Regions from separate parts of the Homo sapiens genome. Here region 2 is linked to region 1. A link is a loop called in an ENCODE intact Hi-C map of the cell type or tissue named here. Cell type or tissue: Calu3. All regions are shown on one strand. Links, peaks and the distances in the headings refer to the core of each region. The heading gives the core; the rest is flanking DNA.

Region 1 (10,376 bases), core at 1,090-9,089:
CCACCCACTTTGGCCTCCCATAGTGCTGGGATGACAGGCATGAGCCACTGTGCCCGGCCTCTCTGGTTGTTTTAAAGACTTTCTTTGTATCATTGGTTTTCAGCAATTTGACTGCCTTCATGTAGTTTTCTTTGTATTTATTCTGCTAGGGGAATGGTTAAATTTCTTGACTCTATGGGTTGAAATTGGAAGGTTTTTCAACTATTACTTCGTCAAATATTTTTTTCTGCCTCTTGCCTCTTGCCATATACATGTACTCCCATTACATGTATATCAGACCTTGAGATGTCCCACAGATCACTGAGACTTTGCTCCTTCTTTTTCTTTGTGTGCTGCCTTTTGGATAGTTTCTATGGCTATGTCTTCAAGTTCCTTTGCAGTACCTAATTTTTCATCTCAGATGTATTTTTTCAGTTCTAAAAGTTCCATTTGTTTCCTTTTTATAGTTTCTATTTCTCTCTTCATTATATTTATGTTTTCCTTTAAATCTTTGAGCATACGTACAATAGCTGCTTTAAGTTTCTTGCCTACTAATTGCATCATCTCTCTCAGTACATTTTTCCTGCTTTTTCGGATGTCAGGAAACTTTTTAGACACTGGAGCCCAGCTCTCCCACTATACTATGAGGTTGTGGAAAACTGCAGTTTCAATGACCACTGCAATCTCTTAATACACTCATTCCAAGAGTGTTCTCCTGGGCAGTGCAACCCCAACAGCAGAGAGCTATGTAGCCCCTGCTGTAGCAGAGCCAGGGCCCCAATGCCTGCTGAGAGCTGGGACAGGACCCCGTGGTGCTGCAGAGAGGTCAGTCCGAACCCAAGGGGTACTGCCCTCTAACACTTGGAAAGCTGAGCACCCCTTGCTCCTAGGAGTCCAACTCACCAGTGAGTTCTAATGTCTCGTTGACCTCAGTGTGCATCTCTCAGTATGCCTTGCTAAGTTTAGTCTTACCCTTGGTGCTGATACTGCTCCTGACCTTGCCAGTGAAGTGGTCCTCCTTCTCTCTCTGCTGAGGGACCTCTGCTGGCCCAAGGGAAAAGCCAACCCCCTTCCCTGTCCTGGCTTGGTTGGCAGAGGACCCAACATCCACTCCCTCTCCTCCTCACGCTTGTCCTCCCCAGGCGCCTTGGAGGCATTGGAGACAGGATGCAGGGAAGGAGCCCCCTCTGCTTCCACTACTGAGCAGGGATTAGTCCAGAAGGTACCCAGGAGGGGAAAGGTGGACTGAAAGACTGCTTTTCCTCCCCTTTAACCCTCCCTTCTGTCTCTACAAAAATCAAATCAAAATGGATTAATGACTTAAATCTAAGACCTCAAACTATAAAACTACTAAAAGAAAACATTGGGGAAACTCTCCAGGACATTGGTTGGGGAAGATATTTCTTGAGTAATACCCCACAAGCACAGACAACCAAAGCAAAAATGGACAAATGGGATCACGTCAAGTTAACAAGCTTCTGCACAGCAAAGGAAACAACCAACAAAGTGAAGAGACAACCTACGGAACGGGAGAAAATATTTGCAAATTACCCATCTGACAAAGGATTAACAATCAGAATATAGAAGGAGCTCAAACAACTCTACAGGAAAATAAATCTAATACTCCAATAAAAAATGCCCAAAAGACTTGAATGGGCATTTCTCAAAAGAAGTCATAAATGGCAAACAGGTATATGAAAAGGTGCTCAACATCACAGATAATCAAAGAAATGCAGATCAAAACCACAGTGAGATATCATCTCACCCCAGTCAAAATGGGTTATATACAAAAGACAGGCAATAATAAATGCTGGTGAGGATGTGGAGAAAAGAGAATCCATGTACAGTGTTGGTGGGAATGTAAATTAGTACAAGCACTCTGAAGGACAGTTTGGAGGTTCTTCAAAAAACTAAAAATATAGCTACCATATGGTCCAGCAATCCCACTGCTGGGTATGAACCTAAAAGAAAGGAAATCAGTGTATTGAAGAGATGTCTGCACTCCCATGTTTGTTGCAGCACTGTCACAATAGCCAAGATTTGAAACCAACCTAAATATCCATCCACAGATGAATGCATAAGGAAAACGTGGTAGATATACACAATGGAGTACTATTCAGCTTTGAGAAAGAATGAGATCCTATCATTTGCAACATGGCTGGAACTGGAGGTCATTATGTTAAATGAAATAAGCCAGGCACAGAAAGACAAACATTACATGTTCTGACTTATTTGTGGGATGTAAAAATCAAAACAATTGAACTCATGGAGATAAGTCAGTTAGAAGGACGGTTACCAGAGGCTGGGAAGGCTTGTGGCGGGGGGCAGGGAGGAGATGGGGGAGAGGTAGAGTAGGGTAATGGGTACCAAAAAAAAGTTGGAAAGAATGAATAAGACCTAGTATTTGATAGAATAGGGAGACTATAATAAAAAATAATTTAATTATACATTCTAAAATAACTAAAAGAATGTAATTAGATTGCTTGTAACACAAAGGATAAATGCTTGAGGAGAAGGATATGCCATTTTCCATGATGGGATTATTATGCATTCCATGCTTGTATCAAAGTATCTCATGTACCGCATAAATATATACACAACTATGTAACCCCAAAAATGAAAAATTAAAAATTTTTTTAAAACGAAGTTTCACTCTTGTCACCCAGGCTGGAGTGCAATGGCACCATCTTGGCTCACGGCAACCTCCACCTCCTAGGTTCAAGCGATTCTCCTGCCTCAGCCTCCTGAGTAGCTGAGATTACAGGCATGTGCCACCATGCCGGACTAATTTTTGTATTTTTAGTAGAGATGGGGTTTCACCATGTTGGCCAAGGCTAGTCTCGAACTCCTGACCTCAGGTGACCCACCCGCCTCGGCCTCCCAAAGTGCTGGGATTACAGGCATGAGCCACCATGCCCGGCCCAAAAAAAAATTTTAAAGAAACTTTTTAGGCCCGGTGTGGTGGCTCATGCCTGTAACTCCAGCACTTTAGGAGGCTGAGGCAGGAGGATCACGAGGTCAGGAGATTGAGACTATCCTGGCTAACACGGTGAAACCCCGTCTCTACTAAAAATACAAAAAATTAGCCGGGCATGGTGGTGGGCGCCCGTAGTCCCAGCTGCTAGGGAGGCTGAGACAGGAGAATGGCATGAACCCGGGAGGCGGAGCTTGCAGTGAGCAGAGATCACGCCACTGCACTCCAGCCTGGGTGACAGAGCAAGACTCCGCCTAAAAAAAAAAAACTTTTTAGTGGATGCTGAACATTATAAGGGTTATGGTGTTGAGAGACTGTCCTTTTTATTTTAGTGAGGTAGTTTAAGTTTCTTAATGATCATCATGATCCTTTTGGGGCTTGTTTTCAAGCTTTGTGAGAGCAGGCCTAGAGAAACCTTCTCTCTAGAGCTAGTTAAGTCTTACTCCTAAGGCCTAGGTTTTCTGGGGTCTCTACTAAATGTCCCAGGTGTTCAGTGAGACCCCACTGAACTATTTATTTTAGCTGGCTACAATAGTTTATTATATTTAATAATAAATAGTTTATTATTATAAATAAATAATTTATTCTAGCTGGCTAGCTGGCTAGAGCTCAAAAAACTTCCAACTACGTATAGGCTTCTGGAAGCGCTCAGTTTATAGCTCACCAGTATTTGTTATTTCCCATTGTTGCTATTTATCCAGACTCATGGAGCCTTACCATGGGCATGTGTAGCCTAGTATTCAACCAAATACTTTAGACAAGTACTTTTGTCAAGTGTCTAGAGGTCTTTGTGCAGTTCTCTCCTCCCTGGTAATCTGCCTGGCAAATTCCAACCACCTTGGGTCTCTGTCTCCTCAACTCAGCAAGACTTCTGTGTTCTGCTTGGCTTCCCGTCTCCAGGTAGTAGTCTGGAATGTGCTTCTAGGCAAAAAGCTGCGGCAATGTAGGGATCGCCTCATTTGTTTCACTTCTCTCAGGAAATATCTGAGATGTGTGAACACAGTCGTTTCATGTACTTTGTCTAGTTTTCTAGATGTTTACCATGGGACGGCTGGTTCAGTATCTGCCTGTTTGCTTTCTGATCACATGAATTCACATGCAGTCTTTCTCTACTCCTGGGCAGCTTCACCTGAACTTCCTCCTTCTTTTCATGCACATAAGTGAAATAAGTGCTTAAAACCAAAGGTCCTGGATTTTAGACACTACTGGAGCCCGCTGGACTAGGAGCCTTGCTTTATCTTAGCCTCATAAAACTGACCCTCTGAGGATTTGAGAAAGTTAATCCTAATCCCCAATGCTAAAGGACACATTATCTCCTAGATGCAGCCAAACAATCACAGGGCACCATTGTATTCTTTTAAATCAAACACCCTGTTTCTTGCAGATATAAATTAGCATTATTTTAAAAGGTTGAAGAAGATACACCAAAATATTAACAGTGATTATCTCTGTGGAATGAACTTTTGGGTTTCTTTTTGCTCTTCTTGGAGTTTTCAATTTTTTTTTTGGCTTTTATCATTATTATAATTTTTTTATTTTTTATTTTTTGAGAAGGAGTCTCGCTGTGTCACCCAGGCTGGAGTGCAGTGGCGCAATCTCAGCTCACTGCAACCCCCACCTCCCAGGTTCAAGCAATTCTCCTGCCTCAGCCTCTCCAGTAGCTGGAATTACAGGCGCCTGCCACCACGCCCGGCTAATTTTTGTATTTTTGGTAGAGACAGGGTTTATACATGTTTGCCAGGCTGGTCTTGAACTCCTGACCTCAAGTGATCCGCCCACCTCCACCTTCCAAAGTGCTAGGATTACAGGCTTTTATCATTATTTCTAATTGACACATAATAATTGTACATATTTATGGGAAACTGTGATATTTTGATACATGTATACAGTGTATGAGTTTCAATTTTTAAAATAAACATGCAATACCTTAAAAATTTTTTAATGTTTTAAATGTACTTATTTTTCTGACTCTGTTGCTTGAATCAGAAGTATGCTATTTTTATAATAAGAAAAAGAATTATGCCCTATAGTTGTGTACTCCTCCCACTCAATGACATTTCATTGTGCCTTAGTACAAATAATAGAGGCCAGGGGTGTAACTGATGGTTGATACGGAGCTCACCTGGATGACAGCCAAGTTCTGCCCCCACTCAACAGAAGAACAGGCCTATTGAATTCTGACTCCCTCCCTTCCCTCCTGTCCCCAAACAAAACGTTATTTGAAGAGTTTCCTTGTTCTCCAAGCAAATGAGAGCAGTCCAGAAAAACATTTCTCTCTCAGAAGCTTTTCCAGAAGTTTCCGATAAAGCTAAGACTCCCAGAAGAGCGTAAGTCAAGTAGCCAAGAGAAAGAGGAGTGACTGCCGGTTTCCGCGGGGCATCAGCGTGGGTTCCTGGGCATTGCTCCCCATCATGCAGTCTAACGGCAGAGGAGAGGACAGCCTTCCTGCTACCGGGAATCTTACAGCTGCCTGCCCCCCAACTCTACTTCCCCTTTAAAACAAAAAACAAAAACCCGCTCCTCAGAATCCAGACCAGAAACGATGGAGACATTAGCATACTCTGGCAAGCAGCCCGATGGATAATAGATAACAGGTTATCCAGGAAATAATTAGAAGTCTGCGCCCACACGGATCAGTTGCAGACACTGACCCCGTCATTCAGGATGTGGCCCTGAAAGTAAAGAGCCCTTTCTTCTTTCACTTTCAGGGGTTGGGAAAATGTCAGGCCTCTCTCCCTTCTTTTATGCCGTGACAAGTTAACAAGTGCTGAGTTTCAAATAGGCACTTAAGCCCCCTGAGCAAAGTAAAGTGGTTCTCACAGAGCCAGGGAGACCAACAGGTCCTCTCCCGTGAACCCCTAGGGCTGGGCGGGCCCACGGAGGAAGGGAGCCACGGATCAGGCGCGCTGCTCAGTCAGGAGGCCATAGCCGGCTTTCTCTTTCACCTCCCCTGTGGCTCCGACCTTCTTTCCCTCCGCGCCCACATTTCTGCCCCGGCCCAGCCCCTTGCATATTCCACCCCCGGCTGCAGAGGGAGGTCTTTTTAGCCCTGCTGTCTCCCTGCACTCCTACCCAGCCCTCTTCACAGCCCCCCTCCGCTGCCTCCCCACATTCTTCTTGTTTGATTGGGGTGGAGGGAGGCAAGATTCAGAAATAAAGCTTTTGTTTATATTTAAGGAATTCAATGGGTGTTCACTGCTATAGCTCTCTTTTGTGTTGTGTCATTGTTGCTTTCCATAATGGCTTCCAAAACTATTTTCTCTTCCAACCCTCCCTATCCTTAACCCCCACTAAGATGTGTGGAATTTGAATGTAGACAGGAACACAATGACAGATTGAGGCTTTCTCACTTTCTCTCGAGTGGATGGAGAAACCTAATAATTCTCATAATAAATATCCTGTGAAATCAGTCAAATCAACCTTCTTTTTTCCTGTCTTTGGATAGCTCTATTTTTCCCGTCTTTGGATAGCTCTATTTTTCCCACATAAACTCAATAGTAATAATTAACTCCCATGTTTTGAGCACGAACACGTGCTGGGCTGTGCTAAGCATTTTCTGTGCAATGCCTTAGCCCTTTCCACAGGCCTGTCTTACTATTCCCATTTTACAGATGAAAAAACTGAGCCCTTGCACAGATGCAATGACCTGGCCGTTTTTTGGTCTGTTTTGTGGGGGGTTTTTTTTAAAGGTAGAAATAGCAGAGCTGGGATTCGGATTACTATCAGATTCCAAACTTCCACCATTATACAATACTTACACCATACCAAACCTACACCATGCTAACAAGCACACTACACACCTACATCATCCTAACTTACATCACACTGACTCTTTTAAGGAAGGAGCAGGTGACAGTCCTATGTCCTGGAAGATGGGCTAAAGGGCTGGCTCTACAGAGGAAGGAATCAGAAGCCAGGTGTCATGGCATCCAGAATCTTCCATCACAGTTTGCCAAATGCTCCAAAGCTTCACCTCATTTCAACCTCACCAAAACCCCATAAGTCAGGCATGATTTTTCACTACCCCACCATCACTTGGTGTTACAAGTAAGGTTTAAACTGAGAGTCACAGAAGTGATTTGCCTGAGGTCATTCAGCTGATAAGTGGAGGTAGAATGTGGTTTTGCACTCAGGCTTTCAGTTCTCAAATCTTCACTGATCTTACTACACTCTTCTGCCTTTCAGCAATCCCTGAGTTAGGCTTCTCAAAACAATTCGATGAATGATACCAGGCTCCCTGGGTCGGCTTATTTGGTAGTCAATAGTTGGAAAAGTACAGTGAGTAATTGAGAGTGTGGATTCTAGAAGCAAATTGCTCTATCATTTGCAAGTTATGTGACCTTCAGCAAGTCTCGGTGCCTCAGTTTCCTCATCTATAAAGTAAGGAATCATAACAGCACCTACTTTTTGTTTTTTTGAGACAGAGTTTCACTCTTGTTGCCCAGGCTGGAGTGCAATGGCGTGATCTCAGCTCACCACAACCTCCTCCTCCTAGGTTCAAGCGATTCTCCTGCCTCAGCCGTCCGAGTAGCTGGGATTACAGGCATGTGCCACCACGCCCGACTAATTTTGTATTTTTAGTAGAGACGGGGTTTCTCCATGTTGGTCAGGCTGGTCTCGAACTCCCAGCCTCAGGTGATCTGCCTGTCTTGTCCTCCCAAAGTGCTGGGATTACAGGCGTGAGTCACCATGCTCAGCCAACAGCACATACTTTTAAGATTACTATGAATGGGCTGGGCACGGTGGCTCACGCCTGTAATCCCAGCACTTTGGGAGGCCAAGGCGGGCGGATCACGAGGTCAGGAGATGGAGACCATCCTGGCTAATACAGTGAAACCCTGTCTCTACTAAAAATACAAAAAATTAGCTAGGCGTGGTGGCAGGTGCCTGTAGTCCCAGCTACTCGGGAGGCTGAGGCAGAAGAAAGGTGTGAACCCGGGAGGTGGAGCTTGTAGTGAGCCGAGATCGCGCCACTGCACTCCAGCCTGGGCAACAGAGCAAGATTCCATCTCAAAAAAATAAAAATAAAAAAAAATTACTATGAATGAAGTATTGGGAAAAATGATTAAGATCACGCTTGGTGCGAAGGAAGCTGGGGCAAAGGTTTGAGTGCAAGCAGTTGGTTTGTGATCCTAGAAAGCTCTGAGAGAATGAGGAAAGAGGTAGGGAAGGGAGGCAAGTCAATAAAGGTGCTGGGGAACAGGTTACCATGGAAGGGCAGGCCCTGAGAAATTGGAACACACCTCAGAATGGTCCCTGGGGAACTTTGCCCCATCCTGCATCAGTAAGACCGCTCCTGGGGGATTCACTGCCTCTCCGCCTGAGGGACAAGCCCTCTCCGAAGGCCAGAGCAGGTACACTGAGAACAGCATGCAGGTGACCCTGGGGTAGGCCACACCTGGGGTGGGCCCTGTCTGCCACCTACCCTGTAATCTCTCACTGTTGCTAATGTACACTCTAGGTGGACTGTTTTCTCAGAAACACTTGCCAAACAGCCCCATTGTTTGCTCCAGATCTAGTCTGAAAGAGCAAAATTTCCTCTTTGAACTGTAAATACCTGCTGAGAGCTCTTTAGAAATTCTAGGTAATTAAAATTCCTTTAAAGTATCCATAGCTATGATTGTCCCATACACGTCTGTGTGTTTACCTTCTAGTTTACACAATTACAAATTATGTTTGCATATACCATTATCTGATTTAATCCTCATGGTAAACCAGTGAGGTAGATGGTAACCCTTGAAACCGTCCCAGAGTTTTAGATCCTTCTCCAAAGGATTAGAAAGAGTTTAGTAATTTCAGCTGAGAGATGATTCCAAAGCCCTGGAGGAAGTTTCGCAACATTTCTCCTCTCCTCTATCTGAACAGTTCCTGCAGGACCTAAAAAGTCATGTTCTAGCCATTTTACTCGTGTTTGGAAGCTTTGAGAATATGAAGCTTTGAGCATATTGTTGCTTGTAGAATAATAAAGCAATCCGGTTACTTTATTCATTTTTTTCTCAACGTAAACATGTAACAAGATATTAACAAAGAAGTTCTGCTAAGGCCTGAAGACAATAGCAATGGCATTTTAAGCTAGGCACAAGACCACGTGCAGAGTGGGGAGAAAGCAGGCAAGAAAAAACTAACTAGTTTTGACTCTTGCACTCTGCATTCATGGTGATAGAATGGCCAGTCTGGCAGATGAGAAAGGAGGATTTCCGGACATAGTTTTTGGTGGGTTGTGAGTCCCATAGGAGAAGAGAGGAAGTATAGGGACCTCATCACAAGCTCAGGGAATGGGGTTTCAATTGTCCACTGAGAGGGCTTAATACACATTTCTTGTAGCTTAGGGAACTCAGTGCACAGGCGTCCAGTTCCCATCTGAAAAAGCCAAAGGACAGCAATAGGCTGACCCTAGCTTTGACTGTGGAGTAAGGTGGAGGCCAAAGGAGGAGGCTAGGACACCCTGTGCTCTCCAAATTTGTCATGATAGAGGGTGTGTGTATGTGTGTGGCCAATGTGGGCCACATCCAGGAAAGGCCTGGCAGTGAGGGGTTATCTTAGATTGTTCAAGAGTGCTGCATGGAGGGGCAAACTGGCCTCTCAGAGAGAAGCTCAAGGTATCACCAGGTTCAGAGGGTTGAGGAAGGAGTGAGTGAGTAGCAAGCATGGAAAGCATTTGTCCTGTGAAGCAAACTGCAGGGAAGAGCTCCTCAGTGGCCGGAAGGTCACTGCAAAGACCTGGTGAGAGTCAGCTGTCAATTATTTGCCAAGTCCAGAGCGAGCAGATGCTAAATTCCCAAGCCAGGGCCAGTCAAGCAAGAACTTTCCTGCTTCCCTGGCCTCTTCTCATTTGCAGGACTCCAGCTCTGAAAGAGGCAGGACTCATGGCTAGTAATCTGGGGAAGGAGGAGGAGAAATGTTAGCAGCTGACCACATACCCTTTCCCCAGTCTCCTTTGTCTTCACCTTTCAAGGATCCTGAGCTGGGATGGGGGAGAAGTTTCAACTTTAAAGCAAGAAGTTATGGGACTGAATAATTTAGTTACTAAATGCGTACTATGTGGTTTAAAGTGACCGGAAGATTGCTGATATTACTAAGTGTGACCAGAAAGTCATAGACTTGCTCTAAATTTCATCTGGGGCAGAGGAAGATCTGGCTTCCCCGGGCAGATGAAAAAGAACAGTGGGAAATCAAATAAATTTGCTTGTGAATACACTCCGTGAGTCTTGTTTGTTCAGCACAATGGCTAGCCACGTTTCCAATCCTGGGAGATTGACAAGTGCTCAGGGAAGACTGGTTTGTGGTTTTGAGTGGTCTCTGGGTCAGAATCCCAGACTTCACTGGAGAAGTGAAACCAACCATATAGATAGGCCAATTTCCACAGCCACAGTGGGGCTACAACCAAGAGGTCTCCATTGCTCCCCACCCGATTTAGAAACCC
Region 2 (10,376 bases), core at 1,214-9,213, 73 kb before region 1:
ACAGTCCACTCTTGACCAAGGGGTACAGTAATATGTGAGGTGATATGGTTTGGCTGTGTCCCCACCCAAATCTCATCTTGAATTGTAGTTCCCATAATCCCCACAAGTGGTAGAAGAGACCCAGTGGGAGGTAATTCAATCATGGGGGTGGCTTCCCACATGCTATTCTCATGATAGTGAGTGAGTTCTCATGATATCGGATCATTTTATAAGGGGCTTCCCCCTTTACTGAGCTCTCAATCTTCTCCCTGCCATCATGTGTAGAAGGATGTGTTTGCTTTCCCTTCTGCCACGATTTTAAGTTTCCTGAAGCTTCTCCAGCCCTGCTGAACTGAGTCAATTAAACCACTTTCTTGGTTTAATTGGATGGATCATGAGGTCAGGAGATCGAGACCATCCTGGCTAACATGGTGAAACCCTGTCTCTAATAAAAATACAAAAAAAATTAGCCCGGCTTAGTGGCGGGCGCCTGTAGTCCCAGCTACTCGGGAGGCTGAGGCAGGAGAATGGCGTGAACCCGGGAGGCGGAGTTTGCAGTGAGCTGAGATCACCCCACTGCACTCCAGCCTGGGCGACAGAGCGAGACTCCATCTCAAAAAAAAAACCAAACAAACAAACAAACAAAACCAACCACTCTCCTTTATAAATTGCCCAGTCTCAGGCAGTTCTTTATAGCAGCATGAGAACAGACTAATACATGAGGCCACGTACCTGGTGCTGTTTCCCAAGTGGTTTCGACTATAAATTCAAGAAGACATTTGATGTTTAGCTACCCAAAAGAAGCACAAGGATTCACTGGATGTGTCAGATAACCTACAATTTCTACCAAACTTCTGGGTCAGCTTTGATTTGCATTATATTGTGATCATTTACTTTTAAATATTTCAGCATAATTAATATGATATATATGTCATCTACACACTGGGAGCAGTTAATTAACATTTGGTGTCTTCTAAAGGAAAGGCACTCTTCAGGAATGAATAACATCTGAAAGATTATAAGCAGAACTCTAAGCAAAAAAGATCTAACCAGAGGGCCACACCACTACAACTTCAACCATCTTTATTTCATATTAACACCAGAGGGCTTGTTAGCTAGCATAATAAATGTTAGATATTAATTTTCACTGGTAAAATGAGTTGTGTTCAAGATAGGTGCATTGGCTGTAAATACTGCGTAGGTACTCTCCCCTTTCCCCAAATGGATCAGTAGCTTATAGGCTTTCAGGATGGCCTGAGCCAAGGATTGAGTCCAGTCCAGTGTTAAACCACCTGCAAGTGATTCTATCACCTGATGCCAACTGGAAGTTGAGTTTAACCCTGCCAGTTTCTAGGGACAGGCCTAATAGCTACTGTAAATTTCAAGCAGTAATAAATGTACACAATACTTCAAGATAACATTAACAACAGTAAGGTGACATGAAAATATCCATAGTTTCTATTGGTGACTATCTTAGTCTGTTTTTTGTTGCTATAAAGAAATACTTGAGGCTGGGTAATTTATAAAGAAACGTGGTTGATGTGGCTCATGATTCTGCAGGCTGTACCAGAAGCATGGCATAAGAATCTGCTTCTGGTGAGGGCTTCAGGCTGCCTCCACTCATGGTGTGAGGCAAAGGGGAGCTGGTGTTTAGAAATCATGTGGTGAGCGAGGAAGCAAGAGAGAGGGGGAAGGTGCCAGGCTCTTTCTAACCATCAGCTCTTATAAGAACTAGTAGAGTGAGAACTCATTACCTCGAGGAGGCACCAAGCCAGTCATGAGGGATTCAGCCCCATGACCCTAAAACCTATTAGGCCCCACCTCCAACACTGGGGATCAATTTCTTTGGGGGGGGACCAAAGAAACCATATCTAAACCATAGCAGTGATAAAGTCACCAGTTCTGCTAATATGACTGTAGTTTCTTACCTGTATTACTACTCAAGAAAACGCTAAAATCATTTAGAAGTTAGTAAAAAATATATATATTTTTTTCATTCAAGTACATAGAGTCTCTGAATTTTATTCACTGACCTCACGGCGGGTCCACGGACTCAGGATAAGAACTCCTGAACCGGAGTCCAAGACCAGCCTGATCAACATGGTGAAACCCTGTCTCTACTAAAAATACAAAAAAATTAGCTGGGCGTGGTGGCGTGTGCCTGTAATCCCAGTTACTCAGCAGGCTGAGGCAAGAGAATCACTTGAACCCAGGAGGCAGAGGTTGCAGTGAGCCGAGATTGCGCCACTGTACTCCAGCCTGGGCGACAGAGCGAGACCCTGTCTCAAAAAAAAAAAAAAAAGAAAAGAAAAGAAAGAAATCCTAAGCCTTACCTAGTGAATGTTTGATACTAGAGAAGCCACTCAAAAGGGCCTCATTATTAGTAATGCCCATAATGGGGACACCAATGTCTTGGCCAACAGGGTCTCTCCTGGGAATCCCAAAGCAGTCTGTAGGGCTGGGCTGCATATAGAATCTCCCCAACTGGCCAGGCATTGTGGCTCACGACTGTAATCCCAGCACTTGGAAGGCCGAGATACGCAGATCACCTGAGGTCGGAGTTCAAGACTAGCCTGGCCAACATGGTGAAACCCCATCTCTACTAAAAATACCCAAAAAATTAGCCGAGCGTGGTGGCAGACACCTGTAATCCCAGCTACTCAGGAGGCTGAGGTGGGAGAATCGCTTGAACCTGGGAGGCGGAGATTGCAGTGAGCCGAGATGACGTCACTGCACACTCTAGCCTGGGTGACAGAGCGAGACTCTGTCTCAAAAAAAAAAAAAAAAAAAAAAAAAAAATCTCAACTGTGTGTTCCCAGTCCCCACAAAGACTTCACAAAAGCAGAGTCTTCATCTATGATGAGTGCTACAAGAACACAGGCAGCTACAATGTAGCATCGGTCTGGCACAGGTCAACTTCTTTCTCAGCAAATCTAGTTTTTCCTAAGGAAGCAGCAGAGATCTATGGCAGACTCTAACACAGACACACCCATTCACTTTACCTCCAGAGCACTTTTCCCTTCCAGCTACTATATCCCCACATTTGCATAATTAAATGAGCCATTACACTGGTTTTTCCAAAACTAAGTAACCATCTGCCCTAAAGTTGTATCCATGTCTTGCCTCTTAGAAAATTCAAGACTCACTTCTGGATTCTTTTAAAAGCCTAGGTTTATTGTTGAATTTCCCTGTGTGTTTTCTCCTCTTTTCACAAACATTTCAAAAGTCTTCAGGTCAAAACTCAGTCCCACCTCAAACATCCTGAGCTCCCTTCTCTCAGGCAGTCTCTGAAGCACATGGCCCAGCCCTGTGATGGCGACAGCACAGGGAGATCTCCTTCCCATCAGAGTCACTGGTAGCTCTCTCCCCCTCACTACCACAGGGCCCTGACGTGGCTTTCACAAGAGTCCCACAGCAGGAAGATGCCACTCAGGGGGCACAAGCTGACTGGGATGCTAGAAGGGGATAGGATCAGAGATCAAGAAAAGCAGAAGAATAGCTTCCTCCACTTCCAGCTCTGTTCTCTTTTGTTCTCAGGCCAGGAGGGTGTTTAGCACCCTGAGGGGACCGTGTCCTGGACAGCTTAGTAAAAAGGAGAGAAGCCTGGGCACAGTGGCTCACACTTATAATCCCAGCACTTTGGGAGGCCGAGGCAGGCGGATCACGAGGTCAGGAGTTCGAGACCAGCCTGGCCAATATGGTGAAACCCTGTCTCTACTAAAAATACAAAAATTAGCTGGGCGTGGTGGCGGGTGCCTGCAATCCCAGCTACTCAGGAGGCTGAGGCAGAATTGCTTGAACCTGGGAGGCGGAGGTTGCAGTGAGCCGAGATCACACCACTGTACTCCAGCCTGGGTGACACAGTGAGAGACTCCGTCTCAAAAAAGAAAAAAAAAAAAAAAGGAGAGAAAATACAGAATCAATCTAAGTGCAAGTGTTATTCTCACTGGCACCTGCATGTGGGAGGCTGGCCAAGAGAGAAGAGCTAGGTGGAAGGAAGTGGCGCGAGGCAGATGAGGAGGCCAGAGGACAGGAGAAGGGGCTGGGCAGGGTCTCTGCCTTCCTGCCCTCTGGAGGCACTCACTTTATCACACTGGTGGCTAGGGATGCTGGGGTCAGGAGGGGCAGCGAAACAGGCTTGCACCTCCATGGGTGCCTCTGCCCTCATCCAGCACCCTATGCACAGGCCGCATGCCACTCTGGTCATGCCTACCATGGCTGGCAGGTGCTATTTATCACTGGGTCTTTTTACCTAAATGTGGCAGGGAGAGAGGATAAGGAGGGGAAACTCTTCACAGAAAAATGTTCTTTCTCTCTAGATCCACGGGCTCCTTATTCTTCACACGTCTGACTTGATCCTTTGCTTCTTCCAGATTCAGACCTTTCTTGTAAGTGGTCCCTTCCCGAGTCCCAGTGTGCTCATTCTTCCAGGGGCTCGTAGTTACTGCCTTGAGGGAACCGTTTGGGTGTCAGCCACCTGACCCCAGGTTACAAGCAGAGGAGCCACAATTAGCCTCTATTCAAACAAAGGATTCCATCTATAGAAGCTCATTTGTTTTCCTCGCTGCAGCTGGCTGGGCTGGGGGGCTGGGGGGCTGGGAGGGGGTTTCTCTGTCACTTTTTTCTTAAACTTTTCCTTTACATCCAGGAAATGACCAGTTCATTACAGTTAAAGAGTAAGTTAGGGGCCGTCCCAGCAACCAGCCAGCTCCTTGTATTTCGGGCTTTTTGTTCCATTAAAATACCAGAAGAGCTGTTTCATTCGGGCACTCCCTTTCCGGGGCTTGAAGAGAACCCAGAGGTGATTTCCAGCCATGGGTCTCCCTGTGAGCCTTGTAAACCCTCAAAATCACCACCCTCCCCTTGTATCAGGAAGCTTAGGGCAAACACCTCCAGCTCTAGTGAAAGCTGGATTTCCTACCCGCCTCCCACCCCTAACCCTCCAGCCCCATCCCCAAAGTACCACTGGATTCTGGAGTCAGATGAGCCCCAGCTGTGTCGCTTCCTAGCTTCGTGCTCATGGGCAAGTCAGTTAAACTCTCTGAGCCTCAGAAGGGAATAATGATAATGGTGATACCAACTCGGAAGGTTTGCAGAGATTAAAACCCAGTGGGATTTGTAAATGATGCTTAATAGACTTTAAAAGCCTATTTAAAGTTAGACAGCATCATTTCTCAGAATGCTGGGCTAGAGAGGAGCTTTTAAGATTTTTTCTTGTGTGCCTAGAATGTAAGCATCTGCAATGGCACTTCTAACACCCCTGGTGAGGGAGTCCTAATCAAATAAGGGTGGGTCTACTTGTCATGTGTCCTTCAAAGAGTTAAATACTAAAAAGAAACTTGCAAACCTTAAGGGAACCTCAGTGCTGGACACAGTGGGAGAAAATCTATCTCCGTTTCCTGATGGTTCTGGGTAACTGTGTGAACTTAAGAGGCTTAAGAAGACATAGGAAACAGTCACACCTGCCTCACAGATGATCTGAGTTGACAGTCACCCACAGCCCCCAAAGTTGTGGTGGCCTAGGAATGACAGCACAGAAAATCACCCCAGTTTCAGTCTGACTGGACCCCACCCTGCTCCCTCCCACCCCATCCCCTTCTGCCCTCTTTATTCTTGTCTCTCTGAATTGACAGTGGGTCAGGTCTGTCCAGAAAGGGTTAACCTTCAGGCTGTCGGCCAGGTGATTACTAAACTGGAGCCCTGACTTTTATTTACTGGCACATAAATCTTTGCTTTGACAATTGTGTCTGAGTGTTTTAACGCCTAGCTGGCCCTGCTGGAGTTTGTTTGACCATGTTTTGAAAAGTGACTTCAGTGCTTGTGGTAGTAATTGGCCTGGCACCACGAGCTGGCGACACGGCAGCGTGATGGACTGCAGCAATTTGAACTCAGCAGCTGATTTATTTTCTGTGGCTTTCTGCTTCTGCTGCTTCTGGTACTGCAAAGGCATGAAGTGGTCAAAGCCAACATGGGGCCCAGGGCCTTCTATCTGGTAGGTATGCATGGCGTGTGGAGGTGGTGTTTTTCTGCTAGATGTCCTTCTAGAAATGGCCAGGAATTTTCCAATGGCTCATGATAGAAAAGCCTCCTATGTAGTGTTTGGCCTGTGATAGTCCTTTGGGTTCAGTGTCTACCAGGTTGACCTGAGATACGCTTTGCATATCTCAGTGTAGACATAAACCCGAATGAGAACAAGCAGAGAAGATTTATGGAGAGCTCTCTATAGCGAGGGAGTCAGCCACTAGCACTTGGTTTTAGCAGATAGTCAAAGTCAGGCGGGGGAGTAGGCAAGCTTTAGAGTGAGAAAAAAAGGGGAGGGCTTCAGGTGTGCTCTGATAGGAGGTTGTTGGCATGAAAGAGCTGGAGGCAGGCTACTGAGAAGCAGGGTGCCCTATAGAATTGGTGTAGAGAGCATATCTGGCTTTCTCTGGTTGGTCCTGAGTTGGAAGGAGGGCCAAAATTTAGGGAACCTGGCAATGATTGACCAAGTCCTGACTGGGGGCTGATTGCTATAGAGGCTGTGGTTTGGCTTCCTGGGCTGGTCGCTACAGAGGCTGTGGATCAGAGTTCAGTTTTCATATATGGTCTGGCCATTGTCCATTTGCATATTTGGTCTCTCGATGGAGACTAAATTTGAGAATCCTGGTCAGTCTGGATTACGTTGGCATGGTTAAGCTGCTGCCTAGTAAAAATGTATTGCGCAGATGTTTATCATAGCGGTAGTTATAATTGCAAAAAAACACAAAACATAAAACAAGGCTGGAAACAGCCAGAATAGTCAATTTTATAGAATTAAAATTAAGGTGTACCCACATTGCGCTAAACTTTAAAAGTGAAGACATTCTAATGACATTGGAAATGTTTATAAATGTGATGCAAAATGACAACTTGATTCAAAAATCATACATACTATGTAATTTTAGGTATAAACAGAGGTTGGAGAGTCTTCCTGGCCCTTAATTTTTAGGTAAGATGTCCTCAAATACCCGTCACAGGGGTATAGGCAGTCCATTACCCCCCTGGGATTTCTGAAAACTTTCTGAAGATGCATACAATCGTCCTATGCATACAATCACCCAGGCTGTGAGCTCCTACTTCCCCAGGATTATTTAAATTCTGGAATATTGGCTCATCACCTGTCACACGCTGCCTCTAACCTATGCCATGTCAATCCAGTTGTAGAGCTCAGTTCTTTCCTTAATTTCAACAAAAACTCAGTCACCTAAGGCTTTGCATAGAGCAGAGGTATCCAATCTTTTGGCTTCCCTGGGCCACATTGGAAGAAGAAGAATTGTCTTGGGCCACACATAAAATACACTAACACTAACGATAGCTGATGAACTAAAAAAAAAAAAAAAAAAAAATGGTCCGTGCATAAATCTCATAATGTTTTAAGAGAGTATACAAATTTGTGTTGGGCCACATCCAAAGCCGTCCTGGGCCACATGCAGTCCGTAGGCCGCGGTTTAGACAAGCTTGGCATGGAGGGATTTATATCCTGCTAGGCATACTAAAAAATCAATATTGTTAGCTGGGTGTGGTGGCTCACACCTGTAATCCCAGCACTTTGGTAGCTGAGGTGGGTGGATCACTTGAAGTTAAGCGTTTTGGACCAGTCTGGGCAACAAAGCGAGATCCTTTCTCTACACTAAATTTATACACACACACACACACACACACACACACACACACACACACACACACACACACATATATGGCACTCTATAGATATAAGCTCTCTCTACATACATATTATGTATTCTCTCAGTCTGTCTGTCCCTTGGCATTTTTCCCTGTTCCGGATCCAGTCTCCCGATATGTTCTCGAGCCACTTTGTCTTCCTTTTCTTTCCTTTCTCTTCCTCCTCTGCCCTCACCTTCTAGAGGAAACACAGATCCTTCCTAAGGGATAATAACGGCATAACATAACGCAACCAATTCATCTCTCTCCAGTTCCTGCTGCAAACTTTGCTCTCCCTCCACATATCCAAGAACTCTGCTAAAGCTTTAAAATTACCAATTGTATTTTTTTTTTTTTGAGACAGAGTTTCGCTCTTGTTGCCCAGGCTAGAGTGCAATGGCGCGATCTCAGCTCACGGCAACCTCTGCCTCCTGGGTTCAAGTGATTCTCCTGCCTCAGCCTCCCGAGTAGCTGGGATTACAGGCATGTGCAACCATGCCTGGCTAATTTTTGTATTTTTAATAGAGACAGGTTTTCTCCATGTTAGTCAGGCTGGTCTTGAACTCCCGACCTCAGGTGATCTGTCCGCCTCAGCCTCCCAAAGTGCTGGGATTACAGGTATGAGCCCCCATGCCTGGCCACCAATTGTATTTTTAAGGGCTGCCAGGTTACATTTGCTCTGAGAAACAGGACTTCTTTTCCTCCCAGGCCCTGTTGGGTGAGTAGGGGAGGGAGTGGGTGTGGGCAGGTGTTTTTTCCAGTAACACAGAGTTGTTTGAAGATTAAAGACAGGGTACATACAATTCCTAGCACAGGCCCTGGCACTGTGATTGCGCTTGTTGCTTTATCAAACAGTATCAAAGGGGGCCTCCTCAGGTCTTCTGAGTTTCTAAGCCTTATCAGCATTTTGCATATCAGACACCGGCTCTGCAGATAACTCCTTCCTTACCGGCTTCTGTGCAATTTTTCCTCTAATCTGTTCTTAAAGGGTAGAACTTTCTACCTCTGCTTTTTACCAAATAATCTTAATCAGTTTTGTTTTTCTAATGTTTATCCAAGAAGTCCTTAATTTTGTAATTCTCGGTATTAATTTTCAGTTGATCAAATCTGAAAGGCCTAAGAAAGTTAATGCTTTTACTGTCGAATTTTTCCCTTTTAAAAGTGATGAGGCTCTGGGCTGGAAACAAGCTGTCTTTAGATGGGGGCTCATGTCTGGTCTTGGGTATAGGGCCAGTGGAGAACCCTGTCAGGAGCCTTTTTTTGTATGAGGGACCTGGAAGCCACCAGAAAAGACTCTTTCTACGAGAGTGAGAGGCTGGGTGGGTTGCTCAGATCTGTAATCCCAGCACCTTGGGAGGCTGATGTGGGAGAATCACTGAGGCCAGGAGTTTGAGGTCAGCCTGGACAACATAGTGAGACCCTATCTCTACAAAAATAAAGATTAAAAAAAAAATAGCTTGGCACGGCGAACGTGCCTGTAGCCCCAGCTACTCAGGAGGCTGAGGTGGGAGGTCTCCAGAGATTTTTCTTTTTAAAAACATATTTATTTATTTATTTATTTAGAGACAGGGTCTTGCTATATTGCCCAGGTGCCTATTGACAGGCATAATGATAGTGTACTACAGTCTCAAACTCCTGGGCTAAGAGGACTTACTGGTGAACATACCTGAGACACCCCTGATGACTTACAGAAATGTCTGAGGGGAACCCTGAGGAATGACAAGGTCTACAAAGATTTTTTTCTTTTCTTTCCTTTTCTTTCTTTTTTTTTTTTTTTTTCGGACGGAGTTTCGCTCTTGTCACCCAGGCTGGAGTGCAATGGCACAATCTCCGCTCACTGCAACCTCCACCTCCCGGGTTCAAGTGATTCTCCTGCCTCACTCAGCCTTCTGAGTAGCTGGGATTACAGGCTTGCGCCACCATGCCTGGCTAATGTTTGTATTTTTAGTAGAGACAGGGTTTCACCATGTTGGTCAGGCTAGTCTCCAACTCCTGACCTCAGGTGACCCACCTGCCTTGGCCTCCCAAAGTGCTGGGATTACAGGCGTGAGCCACTGTGCCCAGCCCCAAGAGATCTTTTCTTTTTAAAAATTTATTTATTTATTTAGAGACAGGGTCTTGCTATATTGCCCATGTGGCTATTGACAGGCATAATGATAGTGTACTGCAGCCTCAAACTCCTGGGCTCAAGCCATCCTCCTGCCTCAGCCTCCTGAGTAGCTGGGACAACAGGCGTGTGCAACCAGGCCGAGCTCCAGGGATTTTTCTGATACAGGGCAGAGCCATAGCTAGCTGCAATGTACTGAGCCAGGAGTTCAAGGCTGCAATGAGCTATGCTTACACCACTGCACTCTACCCTGGGCAACAGAGCAAGACCCTGTCTCTAAAAATAAATAAATAAGAGAGAGAAACTGAAAAACACTAGTTGGTAATAATGCCCTTGGCTTCTGGTGGGGGGAAGGAGTGGTTTCAAGTAACTGCTGGGTGTATGTCTCTCCAGTTGTTTCCCACCCAGCATCCCATGGCTGTGATTAAGTCCTAATCACACAGGATAGGATAGGAGGCTTAGGTGATGGAGAGCTGATGTAGACACAGTCACACAAAATTTCTTTGAGATATTGAGGACACACAGACAGCACTGTGGGGACAAGCAGAAGCGAGTATGGTTCAGGGATCTTCCTCAACTTGCAGATCCACGTGGGACCTGTGGAATAGGA

The links. A loop is a pair of places that touch in the nucleus more often than their neighbours do. Peaks named below come from ENCODE experiments on the same cell type or tissue, not always from the same donor. Only the 100,000 strongest peaks of a DNase experiment are listed, where the experiment ranks them.
Region 2: it touches region 1 in a loop (5-fold over the local background); 10 of 110 quality-filtered maps call a loop at or near these places.

What each region holds. Positions count from the first base shown.
Region 1 is chr14:65,225,335-65,235,710 of GRCh38, reverse strand. It overlaps the pseudogene LOC100420096. Among named protein-coding and RNA genes, the nearest start is that of LINC02324, 8.2 kb to the right of the region's middle. RefSeq lists silencers at 6,699-6,748, 9,966-10,260 and enhancers at 9,107-9,986, 9,987-10,376. In Calu3, for the core only: no CTCF peak of the experiment used is centred there; DNase peaks (open chromatin) are centred at 4,640, 5,100, 5,540, 5,880 and 1 weaker place.
Region 2 is chr14:65,298,124-65,308,499 of GRCh38, reverse strand. No RefSeq gene overlaps it. Among named protein-coding and RNA genes, the nearest start is that of MIR4708, 32 kb to the left of the region's middle. RefSeq lists enhancers at 3,799-3,898, 6,029-6,098, 6,119-6,218 and a silencer at 5,449-5,548. In Calu3, for the core only: no CTCF peak of the experiment used is centred there; DNase peaks (open chromatin) are centred at 4,749 and 7,469.